2 separate regions of the Mus musculus genome follow, and region 2 is linked to region 1. The links are chromatin loops, found by intact Hi-C in ENCODE. Cell type or tissue: left cerebral cortex. All regions are shown on one strand. Links, peaks and the distances in the headings refer to the core of each region. The heading gives the core; the rest is flanking DNA.

Region 1 (11,647 bases), core at 1,967-9,966:
AATTGATGTTCTTCTGATTTTATTTTGCCGTCATCCTCTTTAAAGAAGATAACAAAAGTGTATCCTGAAAATATACCAGAGCCTCTGTAGTTTACCACTGCTATGGATGTGTTCCGGGTTATTTAAAGAAGAAAGCTTGCCTTCTTTACCTGTGGGTTTTGGATCCATGGATCTAACCAACAGCAGATGAGAGAGTTTTTTTCCTTTTTAAAAATGTATATGTGTGGGCTAAACATGTAGACTTTTTTCATTATCAGTTTATAAAAAATGTAGGTTAATGACCATGTAGATGACTTTGTATGGTGTGGAGCATAAGTAATCTAGAAATAATTTGAAAGATGCAGGAGACTGTATGTAAATTATATGCAAATATGCTATTATCATCCATGGATTATAACATCTACTGTGTGGGAGGAGGAGGGTTATAATCAACCCCTGGTGAACACATTTCACAGATACTTTCTGAACGCCTAGTATTATGTAGGATATGAGTGCTGATGGCTGTGCCAAGTGAAGGTGTGTAAGTTAGGTGAATTCTGGTCTCAAGACTGTTACTTAGGGCTTTCACTGGGCATTTGTTTTACCCTTCCTTTCCCTCCCCCTTCCCTCTCTCCCCCCTTCCTTTCCAGTCTCCTCTCCTTCCTTGCCTTCTTTCTCTTCTTCTTCCTCCTCCTCCTCATCACCCTTCTCCTCATACTCTGTTTACCTAGACCAGGGTGGTCTTAACTCTCAAGTGACTGTATTACATGTGTGTGCCACCATGCCTTTTTTTTTTTTTTTTAAATGAGAAGAAGGGAGTCTTGGCCCATTTGAGTAAGTCCTTGGACATCTTCTTCTGTATTCACTCCCACTGTAATCTCATCTAGTGTCTGGATTTTGGCTGTCATACTTGCCTTTGGACCATGACTATAGGTATGCATCTATAGTCAACACGACCCAAGAAAGTGTGCTTCTATTGATTGAGAGGCCACAGAGGAGTGGATGCTTTCTGGCTTCCTCCCTATGGCGCCACCCACAATGGGCCGGTCCCTCCCACATCCGTCAGTAATTACAGAATTGTTTTATAGGCTTGTCTACAGCCTGACCTTTTGGAGGCATTTTCTTAATTGGGATTCCCTCTTGTCAGATGACTCTAGCCTGGGTCAAGTTGACATAAACTAACCACCATAGAGTTCTTTTTTTTAATTTTTACTTTTTGTTCTTCTCTCATGACTGAGAGAACACCCTTCTTCCACGCTTCTCAGACTACCCTCCCCAGCCCCAGACCCACTCCTCTTTTCCCGCCACAAAAGAACAGGCCTCCCGGGGTTAAAAACCGAATGTGGCATAACAAGTTTCAGTAAGACTAATTAGGTGCACATCCTTATATCAAGGCTGAATGAAGGAACCCAGGAGGAGGAAAAGGGTCCCAAACACAGGCAAAGAGTCAGAGACAGCCCCTTCTTCCACTGTTTGTAGTCCCACAAGACCACGAAGCTACACAACCATAACATATATGCAGGAGACCTAGTTCAGACCCATGCTGACTCCATGATTGTCCCTGTAGTCTCTGCAGCACAAGGTTCTTAACTATAAAGAAACCAAATGGAGTTTTTAGTTTTCCATCTTCCAAGTACAGAAGAAGGCACACCAGAAGTTCAGTGCAATAGACCATGGGCAGATCAGCAGAATTATCGGTGGCCTTTGCCTTAGCAGCTGCATCACAATGAGTGGAACACACACAGCTTGGCCTGGAGAGAACAAGATTCCTTAGACAGCCATTTAAAAATGAACCCCTCCCCCATCGTCAGATGAACAAGGTGAATCAGCTTATGAGGGAATAGAGTCCGAGTGTTCTGAAATATGAGGGAACAATTAGGAGATGATGTCATTTGCTGAGAAAAAGGCCAATACCGAGCTGTAGGAAACTTAAGGTTATTCTCTGTACTGAATATTTGCGACTGGTAAGTATTTTTAAATACTCTAAGGGTATTTAAAAATAATCTGTCCCTGACTGCTAAAAAAAATCTAAGCTTATAAATATTCATGATAGCAAAGCTTTATGTGTATATTTAAATTTCCACAGAATAAAATCTGAAGTGTATGTTCATGTGTATCAAATTTAAAACTATTTGATCTATATTTACTGTAGTGATGGGACTAGCTAATATTCCCCTCATTAATATGCTAGCTGGCTGACCTGTTCCCAGTCTGCTATTGGGTTTTCATGTTTTTGATAAGATTCTTTGATTTGATTGAAGAAATGATTATTTTGCTATTATATATTTTCACCATAGTTTTATGGTTAGAAAAGTTTAGTGTCCTTATTGGTCATTTCTGTTCTTTTGTGAGCTGTCCTTCAGTGGGAGGGAGAAAGCTTCATAGTTTTGTCTTGGTTACTCAGTCAGACCAAGAGAATAGAAAATTCTAGACAGCTTTTATTAGACTGGGCATGCTAGGCTCTAGCCATCTAGTCCTGTATTCTACTCATTTTAGGCTATGAATAGGAAGCAGTGGTATATTTGGGATATTGTTTGGTGTCTGATCTATATTGTAGTTATGAAATTATAGGAAGCTTAGAGGTGTCTGGTCTGATCTCTCCATATGAGACAGAGATATACCTGCTCTTGCTGACCTGCCAAAACTGTGGAGTAGTGAGGTAACATGCAGATTAACACGCTCCATGGAACCTTCATAAAAATGATAACTCAGCTTCGAGATTCTTTTCCTTTTCTTTATCCATTTTGTTTTTTTAGTTTTCATTGTACATAGTACTAAAGGAGGTAAGTTTTGGATGTTGATAACTTCGTCAAATTTCAAATGACATCATTTGAAAAAAAAGGTATTATAATGCGTCCTAACTTTATACAACTGTTTAGTTATTTTGTTAAAATATGAATCAGACAATAATGTAAAATCTTTCAAAATTTGATTCCTTTTTTATGATGGCTGCAGTGTTATCAAAGCAAATGGTTAGCTCACTCAATAAACTTGTAAACAGTGTAGAACATACTTAAAAGTATTTAGCTCAGTGGTAGAGCACTATTTGCCTAGTGTGCAGAGACTTGGACTCAGTCCTCAGCACCACACAGAACCAAAAACTACCAAAGAAAAACAACAATAACAACAAAAAAGGAAAGCTTGTATGTCTAGAGGGAAATTTTACAAAACGTTGATAGAATATCTTGAAGGGGCAAAGAAAAAAACAAAGGCTATAATGTACTTGCTTACCCACTTGTAGTTTTTAAAATTGTTTTAAAGTTAACATAGGAAGTAATAGATTTCATTATTTTACTTTTTGCACCTTTATGTCATTGTCCTTTTTTTCTCATTAATTTCTTCATCACACCTGCCCCTTTCTTTCCCTAGTCTTTTTTGCTTTCATGTTCCCCATTATTTCCATACCCCCAAGCCTTCTTCCTTCTTCCTTCGAGGGTCATCTTTTTGCTTTCATGCCCTACAGGAAGAAAGACACACATAAACACATAAACTCATAGACACACTGTCTAACTGATTGATATGTACTGTTCTGTTCGCTCCCCATTTAATTAATTTATTTCCTGATGATTATTCTTGCTATTTACTGCTTCTGCGTGTGGGATTTTCTTGGTTTTGTTAGATCTTGAGCTCATTAGGTTAGTTGTTTGAGATTTTTTCATGTAAGCTCTTATAGCTATCAGCTTTCCTCTTACTACTGTGTAAGCTATACCAAAGGCTCTGATACGTTATGACTTCATTTTCATTTGGTTCTAGGACCTTTACATCCCTTTTTGAGCATCGGCAGTGAATTGATAGGGCTCTGTTAGAATTGAGAGGCCAGTTAGTTTGATGGTGAGAACAGAGTCTTCACTGCTTGGCTGTTGGCTCTGATTGATTTTTCTTTCTTCTCCTTTCCCTTCTCTTTCTCCCCCTCTTTTCTGCCTTTTCTTCATTTTCCCTTTCTTCCCGCTTGTTTAAACTCTGAACTGTAGTGTCATTCATTACATCTGTGATGAAACCCATATTACAGGGTATGGAGGAGCTTATGAAGTAATGTCTAGTAAATATTTTGGTAGAAGAGTAAGGCTTTGTAATTATGCTCATTTTATACTATAGAGACAGTCATGAGTTATATCTAATTTATGAGTTATGTCTTAGGGTGTGCAAGAATACTTTATGGAAGGTTCAAGAAAAGTAATCATTTTACAGAATAAAAATTGTTTTTCTATTCTCTAGAATAGATATTGATTAGAGATTATGCAGCAGAAGCCTGGCTGTGGTGGTTTGAATGAAGACCCCCCTCTAGTAGTAGGCGCATGTTTGGATACTTGCTCTCCAGTTGAAACAGGCAGGGCATTAGCAGAGTATATTCTGCCTGTATGTATAGGAAGTGTTGGGTAAGCATGCAATGTTACTGATTAGATTTTGGGAGAGGGCTTTTAATTGAAAAGTTGATTTTTGACAAGGCATATGATCAAACTTAACTGAGAGTTGGGCAGAGTTGGTTCAGGAAGGGAGAGCTCCAGGAGCAGATGTGCATTCCTCCAGAGACAGGCCTGCCTCAGGAGAGAGGAGAGACCGAGGCTGCTTGCTTTTGGGGAGTCATTAGCAGAAATGAATGTGCCAGAGCCATAACTACTGGACTAACTAGATGCTTGTCTGACTTAGAGGCTAGATGGCCACGTTTAGCAAGGAGGGAAGAGAACCATGGAAGACATCTGAATCAGAAGTCGCAAGACAGAAGGAATTTGAAAAGGCAATCTTCTTAGGAAAATTAAATATAATAGGATATAGAGGAAATTAAGAGTTCATTTTATTTTATTTTTGTAATTTTTAGTTGATATAAAATTATTTTCTGAGATGAGCATAGTGGTGCATGTACAAGCTAGAGGCAGGTGGTATGTAAGCACCGTTTCTCAAATACTAAATATGCCTTTGTCAGTTTTAGCACCTTTTCAAAATTTCATTTATTTTCTTGTGTTTAATTTACTTTTAAAAACAAATGTTTATTTTGTGTTGGAATTTAGATAATTTTCTATCTAGAAAATGGTTTGTCATTTATTTTTAAGCTGAGGAAATAATTGTGTGTGTGTGTGTGTGTGTGTGTGTATCCCTTGAAAGATGATTTCACCTTTTATATATTTTGTTTTGTTTTGGGGATGATAGTTAACTAGAATAAACAGTTAAAATGTACAAAACTAGGGTTTTAGGGATATTATTCAATTGTCAATATACCTTTAATAAAATATACATTCATTTTTAGAACAAAGTACAATACCTTTTGTGTAAGTGAATATCTGATTGATTGATTGATTTCTCACAGTAGAACTTAAACATTTAAGAGTATTGTGGTGTAATGTATGCCCTCTGCTGGTGAAAATGTATTATTGCTAACTAAACAAAATCACTTTAGTAATTCCTTTGAGTGGAATAATATTTTGTAACTTAAGAGTGATTATAAAATAGAATTTGGGAAAAATACCCTTCCTGTTTAAAAGGGATATGTTCTTTTTGCATAATAAATTATATAATAAATTGTTTTGTTTAAAGTAGTGCCCTGGTTGAGAAGTACTCACCTACTGTACTGATGATTGTTACTGCATTGTGGCCATGTATGTGCGAGCATGAGTGTGCGTGCCTCTGTGTGTGTGTGTGTGTGTGTGTGTGTGTGTGTAGTGGTGAATTTCTCTGTGGAAGCTACTATCTTTATCTACCTATTTAACTGATTTTAAACATTCAGTTTGTTTCATTAGCTACATTTCAAGATTTAATAGCTATGTTTAGCCAAGAACTGTGATTCTTGTCAATGCAGACTGTATAGCCTGTATTTAATATCACAGAAATCTTAAAAGATATTTAAACTGTAAAATTTTTATATTTTCATTTTATTGAGGCAGGGTTTCATTGGGGCCCTGGCTGGCCATAGTGAACTGATCATATAGTGGAGTCTGGCCTTGAACTTCTGATGGACTTTTTTACTTCCCTACCATTGCTCTTACTCTGCCTCCAGCATTTTCCCATTTCAAATTTCATATAAGGGTTATAATTTTCATGAAAGCACTGTTCTTAAACTAGTAATGAATTGGTTTATTTGAAATATATTCTTATCAGTGAGTACATATTGTGTGAGTTCTTTTGTGATTGGGTTACCTCACTCAGTATGATGCCCTCCAGGTCCATCCATTTGCCTAGGAATTTCATAAATTCATTCTTTTTAATAGCTGAGTAGTACTCCATTGTGTAAATGTACCACATTTTCTGTATCCATTCCTCTGTTGAGGGGCATCTGGGTTCTTTCTAGCTTCTGGCTATTATAAATAAGGCTGCTATGAACATAGTGGAGCATGTGTCCTTCTTACCGGTTGGAATATCTTCTGGATATATGCCCGATAAGTGGATATTAGCCCAGAAACTTAGAATACCCAAGATATAAGATACAATTTGCTAAACGCATGAAACTCAAGAAGAACGAAGACCAGAGTGTGGACACTTTGCCCCTTCTTAGAATTGGGAACAAAACACCTATGGAAGGAGTTACAGAGACAAAGTTTGTAGCTGAGACGAAAGGATGGGGACCATCTAGAGACTGCCATATCCGGGGATCCATCCCATAATCAGCTTCCAAACGCTCACACCATTGCATACACTAGCAAAATTTTGCTGAAAGGACCCAGATATGGCTGTCTCTTGTGAGACTATGTTGGGGCCTAGCAAACATAGAAGTGGATGCTCACAGTCAGCTATTGGATGGATCACAGGGCCCCCAATGGAGGAGCTAGAGAAAGTACCCAAGGAACTAAAGAGATCTGCAACCCTATAGGTGGAACAACAATATGAACTAACCAGTACCCCTCGGAGCTCGTGTCTCTAGCTGCATATGTATCCGAAGATGGCCTAGTCGGCCATCAGTGGAAAGAGAGGCTCATTGGTCGTGCAGTTTATATGCCTCAGTACAGGGGAACGCCAGGGCCAAGAAGTGGGAGTGGGTGGGTGGGGGAGTGGATGGGGGAGCGTGTGGGGGACTTTTGGGATAGCACTGGAAATGTAAATGAAATAAATACCTAATAAAAATATATTTTTTCACATATAACACTTTCTCCATAAATAATGATGAACTAAAGGGTTTTTGTTATTTTTTATTTTTGGAGGGTTTATTTTTGGTAGGATAGAAGATGGTTAAAATTTTGTGGTACTACGCAGTTTACTTCAGCTTACATGTATTTACTGCTAAACTATTACAGTTTTCTCAGTATAAAGTATTGAGTATTTCTAGCATATGGCTTCTTTGTTACAGATATTTGAGCTAGAAAATAATTAGTGATTATAGTTGAGGTAAAAGCTACTTTTTCTTTTTGGTAGGTTTGGAATGGAAAGAAGTGTGAGTCAGTACATAGAGACCTTTACGATAGAGTGAATGTTGTATAGTCTGTATTCAGTTGGTTAAAAAAGTCATAGACAGTTGATCCAGTTTCTGGTGACGGTGACAGTGACATTTTATAAAACTCTGGGCTATCACAACCAGGAGGACATTCACCAGTGACTGAGGTTTACTTATTACACTCAGATGTGTGTGTATAATATATATAACATGTAATATATGTATCTGTATACAGCTTTTTTATGTGTGTAGCTTCATAGATGTGCGTCTCATATGAAGATATGGAAGAGTTACACCATCTTAAGGACCTTAGTCACCCTCTCATAAATACACAAACCTTTCTCCCAGGGTTTTTTTTCCCCACATTCCTAACTTCGGCAGCCTTGGGTTTCTTTTCCACTTCAGTGTTTTATTTCATTTTAAAATGTTGTAGTTTAAACTTTAAAATAGAGAGATTGCTCATTTGCCAAGAGTGTGCACTGCTCTTGAATAGAATTTGTCTTCAGTTCCCAGCACTCAGGTTGCCTGGCTCATGTAAACACATGCACACAAAAACAGACACACTGTGCTGCTTAGTTTTTGTCACCCTGATACAAGCCTAGACACTCTTGGGAAGAAGGAATCTTAGTTAAGGAGCTGCTTCCATCAGATGGGCCTGTGGGGCCTGTGGGGCCTGTGGGGCCTGTGGGTGTGTCTTTGAGACATTGATTGTTACTTGATGCGTAGAACTCAGATCACTGAGAGATGCAAGTGGTCCTGGAGTGAGTGATAATTGTAGCTAAGAAGGCCATGAAGAATAAAGCAGTAAGCAGTGTTTGTTCTCCATGACTTCCGCTTCAAGCTTCTGTCTTGGTTCTTGCCCTGCCCTTTCTCTGAGATGGACTGTAACTTGTAAGCTGAATCTTCTAGCCATGGCGTTTATCACAACAGGAAGCAGACTGAAGTTCCATTTCTGTGTTAAATGTCCAACAGTACAATTTGCTGACTTTTATGGTAATTGCAAACCTAAACTGCCTTTAATTTTTTTATAATCATTTTGTATTCCTATTTGTTACAGTTTAAACTTGAGATACCCTCTCCAGGCTCATATCTGAATGGCTGACCAGTTGGCACTAGTTTGAGAGGCTCTAGAAAGTTGGAAGTGGGGCCTAGCTGGAAGAAGTAGGCCTTAGGGGGTATGTCCTGGAGTTATATTTTTCCTCTTGTCTTCTGCGATGTGAGCAGTTGTCTTCTGTCAATACTCTCATGACTGTGATGCCCTGCTCCATCTCATTCCATGTAACGTATGAACCACACCCTCTGGATGTGTGAGCTGAGATAGTTCCTTACTCTGCTGGCATCTATGTCAGATTTTTTTTAACAGATGCAGAAGTAACTTGCAAACTACTAATGTGATTTTTTTTTTTCTGTTTTTATCTGTTTTGTTAAATGTGTAGTGCTAATTTGAAAGTTTTTTACTTTTTACTTATTTATTTATCTTTTTGAGAGGTCTTTCTCTCTAGCCTTTCCTGGCTAAACTTGTTATGTAAGCCAAAATGCCCTCAGCCTACTGATTACTGAGATGGCAGGTGCGTGTGGCGCACGTACGTGTGCGTGAGATACATCTGGCTCGTGATACTCACTTGGATTTGTATTTTCATCAAGTCTGCTGTCAGATGCATTTCATGTGCTCATTCCTGCTTTATCACCTATCCAGGATATTTCTGCCAGTTCCATTCTGCCCAGTGTATTTGGAGTTTCAGGTGTTAGAACTCGAGTCATTTAAGAGTCTGATTTGTTCTTTATGTACCCAGTGGAGATAGGCTCTTGTTGAACATGTTTTAGTCTTTCCTACAACCCAGTAACTCAGTGATAGTAATGCTCCTGACCCTGCCTGCTTCTGTCCCCAGTATAAATCACATTGATTGCCTTCTTTTCACTCCATAGAATTTAATGACTGCTAATTTTTTTTTTTATCAGTTCTGGACACAACTAAATACTATTTTTTTTTTTTTTAAATTTGAGACAAGGTTTTGTTATGTAACCCAATTTGGCCGAAGTTTTATCTTTGTGCTGTAGCCTAGATACTTTTCCTAGAAGTAAACTAAGTTCATTGTAAGGCTCTTAATTAGGTTTTTTTTTGTTGTTTTTTTTTTTTTTTTTTTTTTTTTTTTTGATTTTTCGAGACAGGGTTTCTCTGTGTAGCTCTGGCTGTCCTGGAACTCACTCTGTAGATCAGGCTGGCCTCGAACTCAGAAATCCACCTGCTTCTGCCTCCCAAGTGCTGGGATTAAAGGCGTGCGCCACCACGCCCGGCGTTCTTTTTTTTTTTTTTTATTAGATATTTTCTTTATTTACATTTCAAATGCTATCCCGAAAGTCCCCTATACCCTCCCTCCCCCCACTCCCCTACCCACCCACTCCCACTTCTTGGCCCTGGCCTTCCCCTGTACTGGGGCATATAAAGTTTGCAAGACCAAGCGGCCTCTCTTTCCAGTGATGGCTGACTAGGCCATCTTCTGCTACATATGCAGCTAGAGACACGAGCTCTGGGGGTACTGGTTAGTTCATATTGTTGTTCCTCCTATAGGGTTGCAGACCCCTTCAGCTCCTTGGGTACTTTCTCTAGCTCCTCCATTGGGGACCCTGTGTTCTATTCAATAGATGACTGTGAGCATCCACTTCTGTATTTGCCAGGCACTGGCATAGCCTCACAAGAGACAGCTACATCAGGGTCCTTTCAGCAAAATCTTGCTGGCATGTGCAATAATGTCTACATTTGTTGGCTGGTTATGGGATGAATCCCCGGGTAGGGTAGTCTCAGGATGGTCCATCCTTTCGTCTTAGCTCCAAACTTTGTCTCTGTAACTCCTTCCATGGTTATTTTGTTCCCTATTCTAAGGAGGAATGAAGTATCCACACGTTGGTCTTCCTTCTTCTTAATTTTCTTGTGTTTTGCAAATTGTATCTTGGGTATTCTAAGTTTCTGTGCTAATAATCCATATATCAGTGAGTGCATATCATGTGCGTTCTTTTGTGATTGAGTTACCTCACTCAGGATGATATTCTCCAGATCCATCCATTTGCCCAAGAATTTCATAAATTCATTGTTTTTAATAGCTGAGTAGTACCCCATTGTGTAAATGTACCACATTTTCTGTATCCATTTCTCTGTTGAGGGACATCTGGGTTCTTTCCAGCTTCTGGCTATTATAAATAAGGCTGCTATGAACATAGTGGAGCATGTGTCCTTATTACCAGTTGGACCATCTTCTGGGTATATGCCCAGGAGAGATATTGCTGGATCTTCCAGTAGTACTATGTCCAATTTTCTGAGGAACCTCCAGACTGACTTCCAGAGTGATTGTATGCCATTTCTTGATAGCTAATCTCTTCAGGAATGCTGCTTTCTGTATTTGGCTTGCCTTTTAAGTTGTATTTGTCATTTTGATAAATTCATTGTATTTATATACACTGAAATGGTATTCAGTGTTTTGATCTAGTAGCAACAGACATGGCAAGAACTTTTAAATGTTTTCTTTTTACTGAAATTTGCCTGTCTCTTAAGTTCCTTGAAGATAATAGTTAAATTTAGGTTTATTTATAACATTTGTTCTCATGAAGTTCTCAGGGAACTTGGAGAAAATGATAGAATTACCTTACCGATGTTGCCACTATGTTCCAGTGAAATCCTGACATTCCAGGCCAAATGATACAGATTATCCATTGTATTAATCTTCCTGTGCTCTGGAGACTAAATCAGTGTGTAGAGGACATTTCTAACGATGTGTTCATTTATATGTTTTATTTTACTTTCTTAAGCACTGCTAACACCCATTTTTCAAGTCAAATGGAAACATTTGGTTATATTCTGTATCATGTTATTAAAATTGCTTTGTGTATCGTATTCACTTTTACAGTTTTGAAACCATTGCTTACATAATTATAGTTTGCTATTCTTAATGTGATACAAAATTTTTCTTCATCTTTGTATTTCTTGCACTAAAAATAAAGACAAAAGCCAATTTATTCTATAGTTGTGTTTGTTAAACTTTTTATTTATCAGTGTTAGTATTAGCCATCTATTTGTGAATTATTATTGGTAAAAAAGAGTTAGACTCTACAGTTCAGAATGTTTTGGCTAACATTTTCCACTGTTCGTTATATGAACCTTTTTAAAAAATGTCAGCTATTATACTCAGAAACATTAGTTACCAAAATTATTTTTCTACTATAAGATGGAAGTTAATAATTTTGTAGCCTTCTAAAGACAGACATTTAATTTGTCCCTCTGTTTGCTTCATTGGAGTGTATATTTTATGACAACAGAAT
Region 2 (11,647 bases), core at 1,495-9,494, 84 kb before region 1:
CTTAACCACAGAGCTGTCTCCCCAGCCCCAGTAAAGTGGCTTTTACACAATCATTTCTAAGACTAGGTGTGCTGGTTAGTTTGAGTCACGTTTCTGTAGGCTAGAGTCATCTTGGAAGAGGGAACCTCAGTTAATATAATGCTTCTATCAGACTGGCCTGTAGGCAAGTCTGTAGAGCGGTTTCCTGACTAATGACCGATGTGGGAGGCCTAGCCTGCTGTGGGCAGTGCCACCATTGGTTAGCTGGTCCTGGATTGTATACAAACGCACGTTGAATTAGCCACAGGGAGCAAGCCACTAAACGGCTTTCCTCTGTTTCAGGTCCTGCCTCGAGGAACTGCCCTTACTGCCTCGATTTCCCTTTGTGATGGACTTTTACATCTGTGTAATCTGTGAGATGGAATAAACCCTTCCCTCCTGCCAAGTGGCTTCTAGTACATGTTTTATTAAAGCAACAGGAACCAAATTGGGACACTCAAAGAATTGTGTATACATGTGCTGTGTGTACGTGTGTACATGCATGTGTGCATGTATGTGGGCCTAAGCACAGAGGTCAGAGGAGAGCTGTGGAGGTTAGTTCTCTCCTTCAGCATAGGTTCCAAGGATGGAGCACTAAGGACCTCAAGCTCATGCAGTCAGCTTTTCCCCAGTAAGTCACCTCCCAGGCCTCATAGTGACTTTAAGTGTAGGTTAAACAATACAGTAGAGTTCATGAAGGCCACAGTAATGAGACAGACTACTTCATTTGAAGCCAAATGAGCTAAATCCAGTCCTGCCCCCACTCCTTGCTGTCTATGTAATCCTGAACATGTTACTCAATGTCTTTGTACATCTGTATCCTTTTGTGTAAATGGGAGATGATAGTAGTTGGCAGGACACTTGAGTAGATTAAATAAATGAATCTGTCTTAGTTAGGGTTTTACTGCTGTGAACAGACACCATGACCAAGGCAAGTCTTATAAAAACAACATTTAATTGAGCTTACAGGCTCAGAGGTTCAGTCCATTATCATCAAGGTGGGAGCATGGCAGCATCCAGGCAGGCATGGCACAGGCAGAGCTGAGAGTTCTATGTCTTCATCCAAAGGCAGCTAGTGGAAGACTGACTTCCAGGCAACTAGGGTGAGGATCTTAAGCCCACACCCACAGTGACACACCTACTCCAACCAGGTCACACCTATTCCAACAAGGCCACACCTCCAAATGGTGCCACTCCCTGGTCCAAGAATATCCAAACCATCACAGAATCCATTCATATTACAGTTCCTGAGAGAAAACCACGGGGGAGAGGGGTGTGTTTGTGTGCGTGCACAAAGACAGAGAAGTTATGAAGAACTACAGGAGCAGGTTCATTCTCCACTGTGTAGATTCCTGGGATGGAACTCAGGTCGTCAGACTTTTAGCAGCAAGCACCTTTAGCCACTGAGCCACCTCACCCTGAGGCAGAGTTTGGGGAAAGCCTGGACAGTATAGTAAGAACCTATCCCCTTCCAAGCAAACAAGAATCCCTTTCTGAGGCACCCTTGTAGATGTCCACAGACAGTTTCAGCGTGCACGCCATTCACAGCAGAGCAAAAGGCATGGCTTTCCTTGCGTTCACTATTCTGAACCCTGAATGGATTTTTCCAGATCACTAGGCCTTCCTGTGGGAATGATCAAGAAAAGCGAAATTCGAAATATATGAACTAAATTACTTTGATATATTCACATGAAAGAATCATTAGTTTAAAACAGTGATAATTTGGGTGGGCAGAATGAAATGTGTATTGGTAAGACAGCAAGTTAGAAAAGCAGGGGGAGAAGTTTCTGTTGAGTTCATCTTGATAACTCGACAGCTCCTATCCCATCGATACCTGGGCCAGACCCACTACACACCTCAGGCATCTTTTCTGTGGCGCTGAGGCTAGGCCTGCAGCCCCCTGGCTATGCTTAGAAAGAAAGGGTGTGCAGAGCTGATAAACACTGCGGACAGACAGACAGACAGACAGACAGACTGACAGTGCAGTGGGCTGATCATTAAATGATGTCAACTGTAAGTGCGGTTTGATAGAGGCGTTGCTGAAATCATTGAAGACGATAAACTTTTTAAAGTTTTAAATGTATTTTATTGTATGTGTATGAGTATTTTGCTTGCATGTATGTATGCACACCATATGCATGCCCGGTGCCTGAGGAGGTCAGAAAGGGGCACTTCATTCCCTGGAACTGGAATTATAGATGGCTGTGAGCTGCCAGGTGGGTGCTGAGAATCAAACCCAGGTCCCCTGCAAGACCAACAGGTGCTGTGAACGTCTGAGCCAACTCTCTGGCCAATGGAAGATCATTATTAAACTAACTGTGACCAGAGGCTAATTTTTGTGTTAATTAAACTCGATTTGCTTTTGTCACCTATGAGCCAACGTTAGTTCCTTTCTTTAAAAAAGGTATTTCTATTTCATGTGTGTTGCTGTTACCTGCATGTGTCTGGGAGCCCCGTGTGCATGCAGTGGCCTTGGAGACCAGAAGAGGTGGCAGAGGTCCAGATACCGGAGGTCCAAATGCTTGTGAGCCACGGGCAACATTTGTTCTCTTTCTTGTTGTTTCTGCTAAGTAAAAATATTTTGAAAATATCCTGTAATTTAGTCAACCAAATTAGTGAACATTTATTAAATTAACATTTTGAAAAATACTATGTTAAATTAGTTTTGAATTATTAGTTGAATTGACCATAAGAAATCAAAACTGTGCTGGTCTAGACTACTTAGCACAACATGTGAGAAAAGAGTTTATATACTTCAATAACGTGTATAATATACAGTAAATGAGAGTCATTCCATTTATCCCAGGAGGCATTTTCTCAGTTGAGGCTCCCTCCTCTCAGACAGCTCTAGCTTATGTGAGGTTTACATAAAACTAGTCAGTACAGTGGGCATTCATCCTTTTTTCTCTCCTGGCTCCTAACTGGATCCAGTGTGACCAGCTGCGCTGTGCTTCTGTGGCTGTGGTTTCCACCATGATGAACTGTGAAACCATACGTCTAAATAAACCCATCCTCCCTTACATTGCTTTTATCGATATCTTACCACCTTAGTAGGAAGAGTGACAAATACACAGGGCTATTCATGTAGCCCCTCCCACTTCTACCCTCATTAGGCTATGTCACTGACTGCCCAGAATTTTATTTGAACTGTGCTCCTGTCCAAGGCTCTGTGTATCCAGTCTTCCGTGCCTTCACTCTCATTCATTGATATCAGACCAACCTGCTATAGGAGGTATGAAGGTCCTCATGTTCAAAGATAAGCACAAGGGGACCTGAAGTGTTTCCCAAAAGGCTGTCCCTTCAAGGGAAGGAATTCTTTTTTTTTTTTTTTTTTTTTTTGCTTTTCTTGTTTGTTTATTTCCTAATTAGTTTTCAAAGTTAGGATATAGGTTTAATAAATATACTTAAAATTTATTAGCATGCGGTAATTATACACTGTGACCTTCATCCTGACATCTTCATTCATGGATACAATGTAGCTTGATCTTTATCCTCTCTGCCATCTATTGTCCTACCAAGCTCACAGGTGCCTTCCATCATCTCTATTCCTACTTTCTCTGCTTTCCTTTTATTTTTTTAATATATTTTTTATTACATATTTTCCTCAATTACATTTCCAATGCTATCCCAAAAGTCCCCCATACCTTCTCCCCCACTCCCCTACCCACCCATTCCCACTTTTTGGCCCTGGCATTACCCTGTACTGAGGCATATAAAGTTTGCGTGTCCAATGGGCCTCTCTTTCCAGTAATGGCCGACTAGGCCATCTTTTGATACATATGCAGCTAGAGTCAAGAGCTCCGGGGTACAGGTTAGTTCATAATGTTGCACCTACAGGGTTGCAAATCTCTTTAGCTCCTTGGTTGCTTTCTCTAGCTCCTCCATTGGGGGCCCTGTGATCCATCCAATAGCTGACTGTGAGCATCCACTTCTGTGTTTGCTAGGCCCCGGCCTAGTCTCACAAGAGACAGCTATATCAGGGTCCTTTCAGCCAACGCTTGATAGTGTATGCAATGGTGTCATCCTTTGGAGGCTAATTATGGGATGGATCCCTGGATATGGCAGTCTCTAGATGGTCCATCCTTTCGTCTCAGCTCCAAACTTTGTCTCTGTAACTCCTTCCATGGGTGATTGTTTCCAATTCTAAGAAGGGGCAAAGTGTCCACACTTTGGTCTTCATTCTTCTTCAGTTTCATGTGTTTTACAAACTGTCTCTTATATCTCAGGTATCCTAAGTTTCTGGGCTAATATCCACTTATCAGTGAGTACATATCATTTGAGTTCTTTTGTGATTGTGTTACCTCACTCAGGATAATGCCCTCCAGGTCCAACCATTTGCCTAGGAATTTCATAAATTCATTCTTTTTAATAGCTGAGTAGTACTCCATTGTGTAAATGTACCACATTTTTTGTATCCATTTCTCTGTTGAGGGACATCTGGGTTCTTTCCAGCTTCTGGCTATTATAAATAAGGCTACTATGAACATAGTGGAGCATGTGTCCTTCTTACTGGTTGGAACATCTTCTGGATATATGCCCAGGAGAGGTATTGCGAGATCCTCCGGTAGTACTGTGTCCAAATTTCTGAGGAACCGCCAGACTGATTTCCAGAGTGGTTGTACAAGCTTGCAATCCCACCAACAATGGAGGAGTGTTCTTCTTTCTCCACATCCTCGCCAGCATCTGCTGTCACCTGAATTTTTGATCTTAGCCATTCTGACTGGTGTGAGATGGAATCTCAAGGTTGTTTTGATTTGCATTTCTCTGATGATTAAGGATGCTGAGCATTTTTTCAGGTGCTTCTCAGCCATTCGGTATTCCTCAGGTGAGAATTCTTTGTTTAGCTCTGAGCTCCATTTTTTAATGGGGTTATTTGATTTTTCTGGAGTCCACCTTCTTGAGTTCTTTGTATATATTGGATATTAGTCCCCTATCTGATTTAGGATATGTAAATATCCTTTCCCAATCAGTTGGTGGCCTTTTTGTCTTATTGACGGTGTCTTTTGCCTTGCAGAAGCTTTGCAGTTTCATGAGGTCCCATTTGTCAATTCTCAATCTTACAGCACAAGCCATTGCTGTTCTATTCAGGAATTTTTCCCCTGTGCCCATATCTTCGAGGCTTTTCCCCACTTTCTCCTCTATAAGTTTCAGTGTCTGGTTTTATGTGGAGTTCCTTGATCCACTTAGATTTGACCTTAGTACAAGGAGATAGGAATGGATCATTTCACATTCTTCTACATGATAACCACCAGTTGTGCCAGCACCATTTGTTGAAAATGCTGTCTTTCTTCCACTGGATGGTTTTAGCTCCCTTGTCAAAGATCAAGTGACCATAGGTGTGTGGGTTCATTTCTGGGTCTTCAATTCTATTCCATTGGTCTACTTGTCTGTCACTATACCAGTACCATGCAGTTTTTATCACAATTGCTCTGTAGTAAAGCTTTAGGTCAGGCATGGTGATTCCACCAGAGGTTCTTTTATCCTTGAGAAGAGTTTTTGCTATCCTAGGTTTTTTGTTATTCCAGATGAATTTGCAGATTGCTCTTTCTAATTCATTGAAGAATTGAAATTTTGATGGGTATTGCATTGAATCTGTAGATTGCTTTTGGCAAGATAGCCATTTTTACAATGTTTATCCTGCCAATCCATGAGCATGGGAGATCTTTCCATCTTCTGAGATCTTCTTTAATTTCTTTCTTCAGAGACTTGAAGTTTTTATCATACAGATCTTTCACTTCCTTAGTTAGAGTCACGCCAAGATATTTTATATTATTTGTGACTCTTGAGAAGGCTGTTGTTTCCCTAATTTCTTTCTCAGCCTGTTTATCCTTTGTATAGAGAAAGGCCATTGACTTGTTTGAGTTAATTTTATATCCAGCTACTTCACCGAAGCTGTTTATCAGGCTTAGGAGTTCTCTGGTGGAATTTTTAGAGTCACTTATATATACTATCATATCATCTGCAAATAATGATATTTTGACTTCATCTTTTCCAATTTGTATCCCAAGGGAAGGAATTCTATACCTGTCATCCACCCAGAGACCTGGGAGTGGACAAGCGTTCTACGCTAGTGCTGTTTATGCCGAGACCACATCGGAGCCTTCCCCAGAGCCCGATCATAAGCTCGCTTTTCTCACTTAGTCTCTAAGTCCCATCTTTATGTCATATGTTGTCCATCTGTGGAACCTATCTTTAAGCTGTCAGATGGACTTTACAAAGCGTTTCCCTGTCGTCACGTCCGATTCTTATTTAGCTTCCTTTGTTCCTCAAAGAGGTTTCTGCATGCTTTATTGGGCACACAGGATTGAATTCATTATCACCAGAAAAAAAAAATCATCAAAATTTGCTGGGCTTAAATATGCCTAAAATAAGCGACTCGGGGTCAGACTCGGAAGTTTGAGTCAACACCGGCTCCTGAGTTTGATAGGCTGAGCTGCCTTCTCCCCTCCCACTGGTCAGTCATCACTCGCTGACCCTGGACATCACAGAGACCCTTACAACTAACCCCCGCCCCCAATCTGGATAGTTCACAGATGTTTCCCCCAATAAAACTCAGTTTTCATCCTGTCTTGCCATCTGTTTCTTAGAGAACCCAAATTAACATTCATAAATTACAAAGAACAGTTTATAGTAGAAAATGTAGCACAAAGCATATGGCTATTTGTAGCAAAATCACAATTTAAGTAATTTCAGGTTCCTTGCAGGACCTCAATACAGTCATAAGCCAATGCTTTAGGTTTAAGACATAAACCTGGGTATCTTTTCTTATTTACTACTTCCATTGAACTAAGTTATGCCCAGCTTTTTTATTTATTTTGAAATCTGCTGCTATGCTAACCAAGGACCAGAATATAATAGTACCTATTATTGAACTTGTAACAACAAATCTGAAAGCATGTTCTTTTACTAATGTCTTTAATAAACTCCAACTCAGGCTGGTGAGATGGCTCAGCGGTTAAGTATACTGACTGTTCTTCCAACGGTCCTGAGTTCAAATCCCAGCAACCACATGGTGGCTCACAACCATCTCATAATGAGATCTGATTCCCTCTTCTGGAGTGTCTGAAGACAGCTACAGTGTACTTACATGTAATAATAAATAAATCTTTAAAAATAAAAATAAAGATAAACTCATACTGGTTGGTCTTGAAATTATTTTGTGTGGAGAAGTGATTAATCTTGATTTCTCTGGGTTCAGACGCCTAAAAGATGACAGGAACTCCTCGGGGAGCTGCCAACGAAAAGCTGGAGATGTACTTCCCTCCGCCCCTGATGTCGCTGCCAACCTCTTTAAGGTTGTAAAGGATTCTAAGCCTCGGCTAAGGTCACAGCCCATCCAACACTTTGATTTCAGCCAGGTGAGGCCTGGAAGAGCAGCTTGGTTCCATTTTGCTTGTGGAAACATTAATTTATCTTGCTGTGTGATGTTAATTTCCCATGCAAAAATGAAAACTAATTCAAGTTGCTATCACTGCAGCCTTGACCTTGTCTCTAGATAAATATTCGGGTTAGCTTTTAAGTGCTGTGTTCTACCTAGCCTAGATCCACCACATTCTAACCTGAGTCTGTGTGTGTGTGTGTGTACTTGTGTGTATGTATATACAAAATTCCCTCTGAAAAAATGCCATTCTGAAAAGGCTCATGCCATTCTGAGTTAAAATAAATGGAGTCCTACTACCTATTACTTCAGAGTGAATTCCTTCCCTATGTAGCCTCCCATGCCTGTGAGCCAATGCCTACTTATTTACCATTGTGGTTTTGTACAAAGTGGTAAATCTACTGGGCTTAACTTCCTTCATCTCCTCACAGCCTGAGTCTCCATCACCAACTAGAAAGGTAAGTTTGTTTCCTTTCCCTACAGTGGTTCCCAGAAACTGTCACCCAGCCCTGATATCCTACACCTGAAGTTGGCATCTCAGAGCTGAGCCATTGGGCCTGTCAGTAATATCAGATAATCTTTTCACTCAAAAGGACATTTTGACAGCATCTATATTGACAGTTGTTTTGATTTAGAAATATCGGTACTTTAAAACTTTTATATTGCCCTACACATGTGTTGTCTTAATTCTTTTTTGCAAATTTACTAATGAAATTATTTTGTCTAGTAAGTGTTTTTCAAAATATGACTCAGAATCTTTTTAGAATTATTAGTCTATTTCTGGGAAGGGGTGTGTGAAAAGGCATGCATGCCATGTGGAGGTCAGAGGACAAATTGCAGAAATAGTTTTTTCCCACCCACCAGTCAGGTTGCCTGGCTTACCTGCAGTGTCTTTAACCACAGAGCCATCTCATTGATCCGGGCTCTCCTGAGATTTTTAACACCAATATGAAAAAGTAAGTACTACCTGGAGTCAGGTCACATGATGTGTACCTGTAGTCCCTGAGAACACAGGATTGCTAGAGCCTTTGAGTATGGGAATAGCCCGGATGATGTCATAAGGCTCTGTCTCAAATGAACCAACACATATACAGATATAGGCAATAGCCTAGGAAGAGGAGGGTGGACCAGGTCTCATGAGGGTGGACTAGGTCTGGCGAATGCCCTGTATGAGAGAAGTAAAAAGCTCTGGAGGAGACCTGGAGGGACTAATTGGACTAACTGGACTCTGCATTGTTCTAAGAACATAAATTGTCACAAAACATTCACCTACATTTTCGGTAAGTAAGCCAAGAATTTCACACAGTCTGAAACTGACCCCACTTATTTAAGATATTATTTTATGGATGTGGGTGTTTGTCTGTATGCATGTACACTATTCTTGTACCTGGTACCCACAGAGGTCAGAAGAGGGCATCAGATCTCCTGAAACTGGAGTTACAGCCAGTTGCAAGCTGGGTAAGTTGGGTGCTGAGAACTAAACCCAGGATCTCTGAAAGAATAACAAGCACTTTTAACTGCTGGGTGACTTTTCTGGCTTGTGGGAGCACACATGATGTTTGGAGAGAGTATAAATAGGACTCAGTAGACAGTGGCAGGGCACTTCCACAGCTAGCCGTGCAACATTTCCTCGGTCTTGCATCTTTGCTGATGTTCACTTTGTTGAGAGAGGCATGGCAGAGAACTTCTCCTGGCATCCCAGCTGGTCCTGGTCACTCTCTCTCCCGATGACTTGTGCAGATTTAGCAGCGGCCTGGCATCATCATCTGGATCTGCTGGATCATCATCTCCCCACCTCCCCTAACTGCTGATTCCTGTTTGGTGAGACTTTTGAACTGGACTATTGGAATCCTGACACTACTGAATTGGACTGCTGGTATCCTGACAAACAGAAATTGGAATCGCCCCAAGGAACCCCAAGGAAGATGTAAACAAGTCCACATCCCCTTGTCCTATTTACCATTTTTTCTCCCCTACCCTTGGACAGTGGGCTAGAAGGTCAAAGCAGTTGAGAACCCTTACTAAGGTAGTTCCTGGGTATTTCTGTGTCTCTGTCTTTAAGAGCTAGACTAATAGGTAGATTACCACCCTTACCTGACATATATGTGGGCTTCTTGGGATCTGAACTCCGGTCCTCATGATGGTATCACAAGTGCATTCTTAACCACTGAGCAATCTTCCCACCTCCCCACACCACCACCATTACAATTTTTGGATAGAAGCTATTTCCTTGTTGGTCTCCATAGGAGGTAAGGGAGGGCTAGAAAAAAAAAATAATAACCACTCTCTGTAGGTAAGTCCCTAAGGGACTATGGCCAGGGAAAACTCAGTATTTTTTCTTGTCAGTTATAAAAAAAACTTTTTAAAATGCTCCATTTCTGCTCAAATTCATTTGATATCACCACTATGATTTTCCTCAGTTTTAAAGCTAGAATCTGTCTACAATTTTTAAGTTCCATAAATAGCAACCTCCTACTTAGATCCCAAATGGAAACCTATGTATACTGCTCTGTCATCAAGCCATCTTGACACAGATGCACAGAGGAAAAAGTCCAAGAAATAAGGAAAAATAGACAAACTATATCTATAAAGGTTATATACATTTTGATGATATAACTAATTATCAATAAAATATTGTCAAACCACTTTTATTTTAATTTTTTTCAAAAAAAATTCCCCTTAAAACAAATAGATAAGGCTGTAGGATGTTAACTTTTGTAGCCACCTCAAATACAAAGCCATTAATCAGTCTTAGCAATTGTGCTGACTAGTTTTATCAAGCTTGAGTCATCAGAGAGGGGTAGACCTCAATTGAGACCTTCCTAATATCAGGCTGCAGATAAGCCTGTAGGGCATTTTCTTAATTAGTGATTAATGGGGAGTACCCAGCCCATTGTGGGCAGTGCCACCTCTGAGCTGTGGTCCTGAATTCTGTAAGAAAGCAGGCTGAGCAAGCCTTGGGGAACAAGCCAGTAAGCAGCACCCCTCCATGGTCTTTGCATCGGTTCTTGCCTCCAGGTCCTTCCCCGTTTGAGTTCCTGTCTTGGCGGGCCTCCCTCAGTGGACTGTGACTCAGGATATATATATCCAAAAAGGAAGCCTATCCCCCACAAGGTGCCTTCGCTCATTGTGTTTCTTCACAGCAATAATGGTAACCCTAAGACAGCAATATAAATCAAGTATCATGATGCCCAAAAGAAATATATATTAGTGTGCACATGCATGTGTGTGTGTGTGTGTGTGTGTGTGTGTGTGTGTGTGTTGTGTATTCCTCAGGCACTGAGCAATCTAGTATCTGGAAATACTCATAAGAAGTCCAGGGAAAATGACTGTGGTTCACTGACTTATTTACCTCAAGCTTTATCAACCATAACCTATTAACATGTGCTAATAGATGGACCTCAGAGCGTTACCATTTTAGAAACAGAACTTGCACAGACATGATTCATGAATCAGCGAGTACAAAACTTCAATGGTTCAGGGGTCCATGGATGGTGCACAAAAGAAAGCTCTTATAGTGTATTCACCAAAGAGTGACAAATCTCCAGATGGTGATTTCTGACTGGTTGAGCTAAAGCTTTGTTGTCTTAAGCTACCACCATTCACTCAGGGAAGAGTTTGGTATTCTTAGTTGCAACCCAACACCCTGGAGTTACCTGAATCCAGTGAATTCCCAGCTATGTATGGAATCATATGGAAGGGAGGAATGTGGGGGCCCAAGGGTGGCATCTAGGTTCTGTTGTTGAAGAATGAAGAGTAACACTCTCCTAGGACAGAACTAGAGTGGGGCAGGCTTGTTTCCTGAGTGATGAGGCACATGATGGGAAGATGCAGTAGGTTTATGGTATTTATTTCAGGGTCATAACTACCAGATCTTAATTATGGGCTTTAGATATTGAAAGCAGCATTCAACTGAGTCAACCACATACAGAGACACAAAGATCAGATGGATGAAGCCATGCTCTGCTCATTGGCTGTAAGGCCAGAGGTTACGTTTCTGCCTCACCAAGTCAGGGCTCTTAAACTTTGTATCAATGGCATCTCTTGAAACTGATGTTAAGATGCCAGTTATGTAGAAGAGAAAGTAGGTTTCTGATTTGAATTTGTTTTATGGGTGTACTGCATTATATCAGGAATAAAATAGTTTTCTATGCATACAGCCATTTCAGTGCATAACAGAATATGAACAAAGGTAAATAAGTATGTATCTTCTTTTCACTCATCCATCTGTTCATTAATTTAGTTTTAATT

What was found. Hi-C counts contacts between places; a loop is a spot of excess contacts. Peaks named below come from ENCODE experiments on the same cell type or tissue, not always from the same donor. Only the 100,000 strongest peaks of a DNase experiment are listed, where the experiment ranks them.
Region 2: a loop joins it to region 1, with 8 times the contacts of the local background. A loop is called at or near these places in 1 of 42 quality-filtered maps.

The regions. Positions count from the first base shown.
Region 1 is chr1:23,899,959-23,911,605 of GRCm38, reverse strand. All of the region lies in intron 1 of Smap1 (small ArfGAP 1), which reads left to right. Among named protein-coding and RNA genes, the nearest start is that of Smap1, 17 kb to the left of the region's middle. In left cerebral cortex, for the core only: a CTCF peak has its summit at 5,343 (motif pointing left); no DNase peak of the experiment used is centred there.
Region 2 is chr1:23,983,879-23,995,525 of GRCm38, reverse strand. It overlaps Gm53062 (a long non-coding RNA gene), which reads right to left. Exons shown (of 5, transcript XR_865295.2): 4 at 2,453-2,584. Among named protein-coding and RNA genes, the nearest start is that of Gm53062, 12 kb to the right of the region's middle. In left cerebral cortex, for the core only: no CTCF peak of the experiment used is centred there; a DNase peak (open chromatin) is centred at 6,239.